Regions from separate parts of the Homo sapiens genome. Here region 1 is linked to region 2. Evidence: chromatin contacts called from ENCODE Hi-C or POLR2A ChIA-PET data. All regions are on one chromosome and are shown on one strand. Each heading gives the region's core, a stretch centred on a gene start or an enhancer-like site at or near the end of the contact. The rest is flanking DNA. Distances are from core to core; before and after follow the strand shown. Region 1 overlaps JMY (junction mediating and regulatory protein, p53 cofactor). Region 2 overlaps BHMT (betaine--homocysteine S-methyltransferase).

Region 1 (4,093 bases), core at 570-3,069, 170 kb after region 2:
ACCAACCAAGCAAACCTCACAGAAGACCATCCTTCACTTTATGAGCCATGCCCAGAAATTTCTGGATCTCACTTTAAGTTCAGCCTAGGACGTTGATTACATTTACCTAAAGTGACACCTTACGGATTGCAAGGATTTCCATCTAAAGCAATTGTCTTCTGCTGTTCCAGTCACATATTCTCACCTCACTCTATAGTCAGCAGATCCCAGAACCTAGCCAGTCTGTGACCATGGAGCAAAGCAAAACCCCAGATATGTGGCATTAACCAGCTTTTACCATTCTTGTAAATATCTGAGAATAGCCCCGTCATTTTCATATATCTCTGTGAAAAGAACAACTACATAACTTAGCATCCACTTTTGAGAGGGAAAGCATTTATATCCAGATGATACATATATTATTACCATAAATATGCATAAGTATAACATAAACATTAAAACCTTATTTTTACCATGTTTGCCTACTTCCACCATATAATATGACTTGATTATTACTGTTTTATACATATATATATATATATTTTTAAAGTCTAGATTCCATGCCTACAAGTTTCTTTCTGAGAGGAATTACTTAATAGGTTTATGCTATCTGATTAGTATTAATTTTTAATACTAACTCAATTTTCTTGTCCCCACCAGCTAGAAATTTTTTAATTTGTATTTTCAATGCAGATGCAGAGTTTGCGGGGTGGTACAGAAGCGATAGCACGATTGGATCAGTTAGAAGCTGATTATTATGATCTGCAACTTCAGTTGTATGAAGTACAGTTTGAAATCTTGAAGTGTGAAGAGTTACTATTGACAGCGCAACTAGAAAGCATCAAAAGACTTATATCAGGTATGGCGTGCATTTAACCACATAAGTTCACCAAAGATTGAATACATGAGAAAATACTTATGGACTAGGTATGTTTCTTTTGTTAAGACATTTAAAAAATTGTTTTCTGTAGGGATAGAGTGTGGGGGGGTGATTTCTAGCATTTATTGAGCACTTACTGTTTGCCAGATACTGCTAAACACTTTGCATACATTCACTCTATGAGGTGTATTAAATAATAATCACCACTTACAAAGAAGCTTAAGAGATAATGGCTTTGCCTGAGGTTGCAGAGCCAGTAATGAGATTAGAACCTTGTTCTTTCCAAACCCTAGCCCATATTCTTTACCACTACTCTTTTTTGCTGTTCTGTAACAGAAAAAAGAGATGAAGTGGTATACTATGACACTTACGAAAGCATGGAGGCCATGCTGGAGAAGGAAGAGATGGCAGCATCTGCGTACTTACAGAGAGAAGAGCTGCAGAAACTTCAGCAGAAAGCACGCCAGCTGGAAGCAAGACGTGGACGGGTTTCTGCCAAGAAATCCTACCTCAGAAATAAAAAGGTATTTAAATATTGCTTTTGTTCATTATTTAGTCTTTTATCCGTATCTACTAATCTCATCTGTTTTGTCTTTAAAACTTGCTTATGTTTTAAAACTAAGTAAGCACTATCTCTTATCAGTGCTCAATGCGTTTATAGTGCTCTGAGAATTGCCCTCTTAAACACATTGGAACAGCCAATAGTGATGTTCTCTTTACCTCTAGAAACACTAATGGTGACTCTGCTAAAGGCCTTGACTACAGGATCCCTGATAATGTGATTCCTGGCTCCCTTTTTATTTAAGGAGGCCCAGCGATGTTTTTTACAAGCCCTGATTCTGACCTTAAAGAATTTTATAGATTGTTATTTCTTTATTTAACTTTGATTACATTTTAGAATGTTTGATTCTTGATATTTGGAATGACTCATTTTGTGGAAATGTGATTCTTCCTGTGTCTTAAAAAATGTTTTGCACTCTAGTCCAGATGTTAACTATCGTGGAGCTGTTTCTAGTCACTGTAAGTGTAGAGTTGGAATCTGGAACTAGCTCTCCAACCTAGACCAAACTGATGACTGTGTGGTACTGATTCGCTTTAAGCTCAAGTATTATAAAAGTATGTCATGTTCTCTGAGAACCCACCTTCCTGCTCTTCACCACATTCCAAGGCTACCACTTCCTCATTCCACAGAAAATCAATACCTTTGCTTTTTGAAATAGATAGCTCTTGCACATTAAAGAAACTCAGACAGGCATGTATCCACAGTAAGTCAAGAACCCAGGACCTTCTATCACGTTGTCCATCAACAGAACAGTTACCTTGCCATCCAGAGCCCTGGCTTTCACATAATTATGTGCCTTTGCTATTTCCCCGTGACAGTGGTAATTGAAACCCACTGCTGTGTCAGCCCTGGTTGTGAGCTTCATTTCACGTTCCAATCTGCACCAACCAGGTAAACATTGCAGGCTGGGCGCGGTGGCTCATGCCTGTAATCCCAGCACTTTGGGAGGCTGAGGTGGGTGGATCACCTGAGGTCAGGAGTTCGAGACCAGCCAACATGGTGAAACCCTGTCTCTACTAAAAATACAAAAAATTAGCCAGGCATGGTGGCACGCGCCTGTAATCCCAGCTACTCGGGAGGCTGAGGCAGGAGAATCGCTTGAACCCAGAAGGTGGAGGTTGCAGTGAGCCAAGATGGCACCATTGCACTCCAGCCTGGACAACAAGAGTGAAACTCCGTCTCAAAAAAAAAAAAAAAAAAACATTGCAGTGATTTCAGCAGGTCTTATAGAACAGTTTTAGGGGAGAATGAAAAGTAAATAAGATTTCAGAAGAGCACATTTTTGAGGAATATTAGGAGTATTTTATATATTACTTTTAGGTGTATAGTGCAGTACTTTTGAGACTCGGAATTTGCAAACCTGCAAGTTTTTGAAAATGCTATGCAATTCAGACTTAATTGAAAGTCTGATTTCATTTTAATTCACCAGTATGCTAGGCACATTGTTAGACTTAGGATACAAAGATGAGCAAGGCATAGTCCCTGCTCCTCCTAGTCTTTTAGAGAAGGCAAACCAGGTGAACAGATGAGTGTTCTGCCGGCCAAAAACAGCAAGAGCAGGGAGTGAGGAAAGGCTTCTCTGAAGAGATGACACTTGTACTGGCTTTTAACATCTGAATAGAAATTGGCCAGATTGATGGTGTTGGGGTAATTACAAGCAGGACAGAATAGTTTTTAGCAAAGACACTGAAGCAGAAAACAGCATGGTTTGTCAGAGCATTCTACATTGTAAGACATGCTGCAGGGCGGGGACCAAGTTATGGGAAATTTTACATACCACATTAACAAGCCTGAGCTTTGTCTGTAGTATAAGTTAAGCAAAGGGGTAGTATGAACAGATTCACATTTTAGCAAGATAAGGCAGCATGAAAAATAGGTTAGAGGGAGAAGAGATGGAAAGGTTCTGATTGGAAGGTGTCATTATCCTCCACCTCAATAAGGTTGAGAGGTTAAGACTATGAAGTAAGTGGGTGCCTGTGCAGGGTAAGAGATGGACAAATCTTGAACTGTCTAGATCTGACACTTTGCAGAAAAAGTTAGTAGGATTTAGTGATGTGGTGAAGGAGGGAGGAAGAGCCATTCTCTATCAACCCTCTGGTTTCTGGATTGGGCATTGAGGTAGATGATGGTGTCACCAACCAAGATGGAAAACCCAGAGGAAGAGCACATATGGGTGGGAGGTGATAAGCTGAGTTTTAGACTTGCATATAAGAGGTCTTGGGCATCCAGGTAGAGATGGCTGTGAGACAGTTGAGACAATTGGGCACCTGGGTCTTATAAGAGTGTATGAGATGGTCTCAGAACAACATACTGAGCAGGTGATTTTTAAAATATTTTATTTATTTTTTTATAGAGACAGGGGCTCACTATGTTGCCCAGGCTGGTCTCAAACTCCTGAGCTCAAGCAATCCTCAGCCTCCCAAAGTGCTGGGATTGCAGGTGTGAGCCACTGTGCCCAGCCTGAGGAGGGTGTTCTTAGGAATGATGAGGTGGAGGTGGGAGGCTGATAGGAAAGAGCAAGGGAAGGTGGTGGAGCAGGATAGATACATAGTTTGAGGAAGAAAAACCTTCATTGTATTTAATATTTGTAATTCAGGAAGCAAAACGTTCTTGGCTAGGGGTGAGAAAGCATTGTAAAGGGCACAGGCTATGAAAGACTGAGCTGCTGTGAT
Region 2 (3,916 bases), core at 763-3,262:
TTATAAGTAGGTCAGTCATATGAGACCTGATCAATAAATATCCAATACCCAGAGTCCTGCTCTCAGAGTTCTTCTGTTTCGTGACCCACTTTTCTACCAGTAAAAGACATAGACCAATGGGGAGGAGGGGAGGAGAGATGGATATTTCAGCCCTCTCCATCCTAGTCAACACTGGATCCACCTAGTGCCTCTGGGCCATAAGGCTGAGCAGAGTGAGCTTGTATTAGTTGGTAGCTTTTAAAAAATATAATAAGAAAAAAGTAGAGATTCTCCAAACTCTAGCCTGGTTTCCTAGATTGAGAACTATGATATTTTTCTCTGATAATTTAATATCTACTCTCCTACAAAAGCTCAAGCCTGAAGATACAAGACTATTAGAAGAAACATGACTACCCTCAGTGTATTAGAAAAGAGGTCATGCAGCTTTCTAAACATTATTGAATTGTTTGAGCTGTTTTGAAATTGTAATTCTTTTCAGCTATTAAAAAGAAGAGCAATGAGACTATATTGCTTGTATTTTATTCTTATCCTGGTTCTACAATTTGCTAAGTCTTACATGAAACCTCTATACCTCAATTTCTTCACCTATTTAAAAGAAAAACCTACTTCACAAGTATGCTGGAATTTTAAAGGAGCAGGTGGCAGTATTTAAAAGGAAAAGAGGCCCTACTGGCTCTTTCTGGAGAGCCAGTCAGGGAATTCTAGAAAACAAAAATAGGCCAGGTGTGGTGGCTTACGCCTGTAATCCCAGCACTTTGGGAGGTGGACGGATTACTTGAGGATAGGAGTTCAAGACCAGTTTGGCCAACATGGTGAAACCCTGTCTCTACTAAAAATACAAAAATTAGCCAGGTGTGGTGGCACACACCTGTAGTCCCAGCTATTCGGGAGGCTGAGGCATGAGAATCACTTGAACCTGGGAGGCAGAGGCTGCAGTGAGCTGAGATTGCACCACTGCACTCCAGCCTGGGAGACAGAGTGAGACTCTGTCAAATAAATAAATAAATGGAAAGGCAAAGAAATTGCTAGAATTTTGTTACTAAGAGTTAATAATCCACCCCTAATCCCTCAATGCACAGAAACAGAGCCAAAGCAGCACAACTTTCAGAGGCTGCATATGGCTAGTGGAAACAAGAGTGAACTCCACTTGTTTTTTGTTTTTTGTTTTTTTTTTTGGCAAAGTTGTTATCTATCATTTCTCTTATATTCTCAAACCAAGCTCAGTATTTAAAGCTTTCACTCACAGATGACATTTTATTGGACTTGCTGTTCTATTACTGTGTAAAATGCATGTTCCTTTAATATTCTTTTCAGAGTTTTGTTGCCACCAAAATATTATAACCTTTAATCATTTTTATATCCATCGTTTTTTAAAATATTTTTCTGAAAAGGAGCTATGGTAAAGACATTCTTGAATTAAATTATATGTCAACACTGCCTCCTAGTGGTATAGTTCATATTTTGAAATTGTTTTTAAAATTTCAGTCCCTCCTCCAAACATGTGCATTTTATTTCCAGAAATCTTGTTCATTAAGAGAGAAAGCTCATTTAATACCTAAGAGTTGATTTATGTTAAATAGACATTTCTCACTGGTAAATATTTTTTATGGACTCCGAACCAGAGGGACCTTAGAGATCAAAAGTCCAAACTATCCTTTTAAGGATAAGATTACCAAGGCAGGATGCAAAGTCAGGAAGCACTTCTCACTATTCCAAGGCTGTCAAGAAAGACGGCTTTAGCTTAGCCTTTTGTAGGAAGGGTTGGGGAAGCTGGGGGGCAGTACCAGAACAGATGGTCCACAAAACTAAGGAGTCATCCTCCAGCCAGGAATAAAATAAAGGTCTTTGGCGTTACTCAGAGTAAACATGAACTCACTAAATAAACTGTTTGCAGTTTGTACTCTGACACTTCTACACACTGTAGCAAACCACCTTTGGATAAGACAGCCAAGCCAACGCAGACCCCTAAAGGAAACAAGAACTGCGCAGGAATGAATCAAGAACATCCGTTCCCAACTTCTCCAGATGGGGGCAGCAGGTCGCCAGCAGGAAATGCATGAGTAACCTTATTTTGTTTGAACTTAAGTTATTTCATCAGGCTAAGCTCTAACAGTTTTGGTCAGTTTTTTCTTAAGACATGTGGATCTTTGAATCACATCCAGGACAACGCACCCATCAAGAAAAGCCTTTAACAAGTTTGAGTCAGGAATTAAAAAAGAGGAAGGAAGGGAGAAAGGGAGGGAAAAAGGGAGGGAGAACGGGAGGGAAGGAAAGAAAGGAGAGAGGGAGGGAGGGAGGAGAGAGGCAGGGAGGGAGGAAGGAGGGCGGGGAGGGACTGCAGGAGAGCAGGCAGGCAGGCAGGCTTTATGCATCTCCAACTAGATCCCCATTTTCCCCAGAAACGTTTTTTTTTTTCCAGCCTTCAGCACACTGAAGGGCTTGAGGGCTTTATAGACTGTTCTCCCAAATAGCCTCCTTGATAGTCAATAACATCCACTCAGTCAGTCTGGAACCTCCCACGTGTTACCTGCCAGGTCAAGGACCCTGGCTCTTAGATAACAAAGGAGGAAGAAGTCAATTTCAAGAGAGAAAAATAGGACTTATGAACGGCTTCAGAAATAGTATGCCTGGTGGGATGTTAAACGACAGAATTAGAGATAGCAAGGTATAATATTTCTAAACATCTTCAGGAAGGAATATTTAGTGTTTGAACAGAAAATGATGAAAGGCAGGCAAATGCAAAGAATTCTCAAAAATGGTAACAGGAAGGGTAGGATCCTTTGGTAAAATTGGTGGGAGTGTGGTGAGAGAAAGGAATGGCCAGAAAATGCTTCCGGTTTTCAAGCAGCTGGAGGCATTCTGTTGGCATTGGATAGATGAAAAATTAAGATGATGGAAAATGAGAGAGACAGATGTCATCATTTATGCTGCTGTGAGTTACAGGAATAATACCAAACAAGTCATGTACAGCAAAACAGTAAAAACAGGTTAATTTATATGCCATGAAATCAAACGCATGATCATTTTAACTTGTGGTTAGATGGTTAGATGTTTACATTTAAATTTATTAAAGCTTCCAGGCTGGGCACGGTGGCTCACGCCTATAATCCCAGCAGTTTGGGAGGCCAAGGCAGGCAGATCACTTGAGGTCAGGAGTTCAAGACTAGCCTGCCAACATGGTGAAACCCCATCTCTACTAAAAACGCAAAACTTAGCTGGGCGTAGTGGCAGGCGCCTGTAATCCCAGCTACTTGGGAGGCTGAGGCAGGAGAATCACTTGAACTTGGGAGGCGGAGGTTGCAGTGAGCCGAGATCGCACCACTGCACTCTAGCTTGGGCAACAAGAGTGAAACTCCATCTCAAAAAAATAAATAAATAAAAATAAAAATAAATAAATTTATGAAAGTTTCCTATGTAAATACTTACATGAAATGTATTAAGGGAAACATTTCACTTATTTTTAATAAAAAGATATTTCTCTAAATGCCTGAACTATCTTTAGCAGTCATCACTTGCATGCAAACTGTTAATGTACCCTTCAGAAATTATTCCAGTTTGTTCTTTTGGGCAGGTTCAGTAAGACCTCTGCTTGGCCCCATTCTGTGGTTATTTGTTCCAATTTACTACATGATCTTGAAAGGAAAAAGCTGAATATCTTTTTAAATAGTTCAGACTTTTTCTCAAGTCAGCCTGGTCATTCTTCCAATTATTCTGACTTAATGAGATTTTACTGTTCTTTGCAAAAGTTAACGTCCTAAACACCTGAGGTAGCTTAGTGGAATTCACCTATGGCTCAAAAACACTAGTGGCACATAGCAGAAAAAGCAAGGAAGACATTTAGAATCAAGACTTTGGGGTGCAAGTCCTAGCTTTGCCCCAACTCCCTGCAGAACATTGGGTAAATCACCCCACTTCT

The links. Hi-C counts contacts between places; a loop is a spot of excess contacts on that map. ChIA-PET counts read pairs that join two places held with the same protein, here RNA polymerase II (POLR2A). Pooled maps may share reads with other maps.
Region 1: a map of PC-3 shows a loop between it and region 2 (5-fold over the local background). The contact joins two enhancer-like sites. A Hi-C loop is called at or near these places in 1 of 168 maps with a recorded cell type or tissue (PC-3) and 2 of 50 pooled maps. POLR2A ChIA-PET finds 5 or more read pairs at or near these places in 2 of 52 experiments (HCT116 and activated T-cell).

Annotation. Positions count from the first base shown.
Region 1 is chr5:79,299,481-79,303,573 of GRCh38, forward strand. JMY (junction mediating and regulatory protein, p53 cofactor) reads left to right here. Exons shown (of 11, transcript NM_152405.5): 5 at 673-838; 6 at 1,196-1,383. Among named protein-coding and RNA genes, the nearest start is that of JMY, 65 kb to the left of the region's middle. Within about 2 kb of position 1,820, at least 3 of the 41 ENCODE cell types and tissues checked have a DNase peak (open chromatin) inside an H3K27ac peak, as active enhancers do; they include HCT116 and PC-3, where a contact is called at or near this core.
Region 2 is chr5:79,131,784-79,135,699 of GRCh38, forward strand. BHMT (betaine--homocysteine S-methyltransferase) reads left to right here. Exons shown (of 8, transcript NM_001713.3): 8 at 1-505. Among named protein-coding and RNA genes, the nearest start is that of BHMT, 22 kb to the left of the region's middle. Within about 2 kb of position 2,013, at least 25 of the 41 ENCODE cell types and tissues checked have a DNase peak (open chromatin) inside an H3K27ac peak, as active enhancers do; they include HCT116 and PC-3, where a contact is called at or near this core.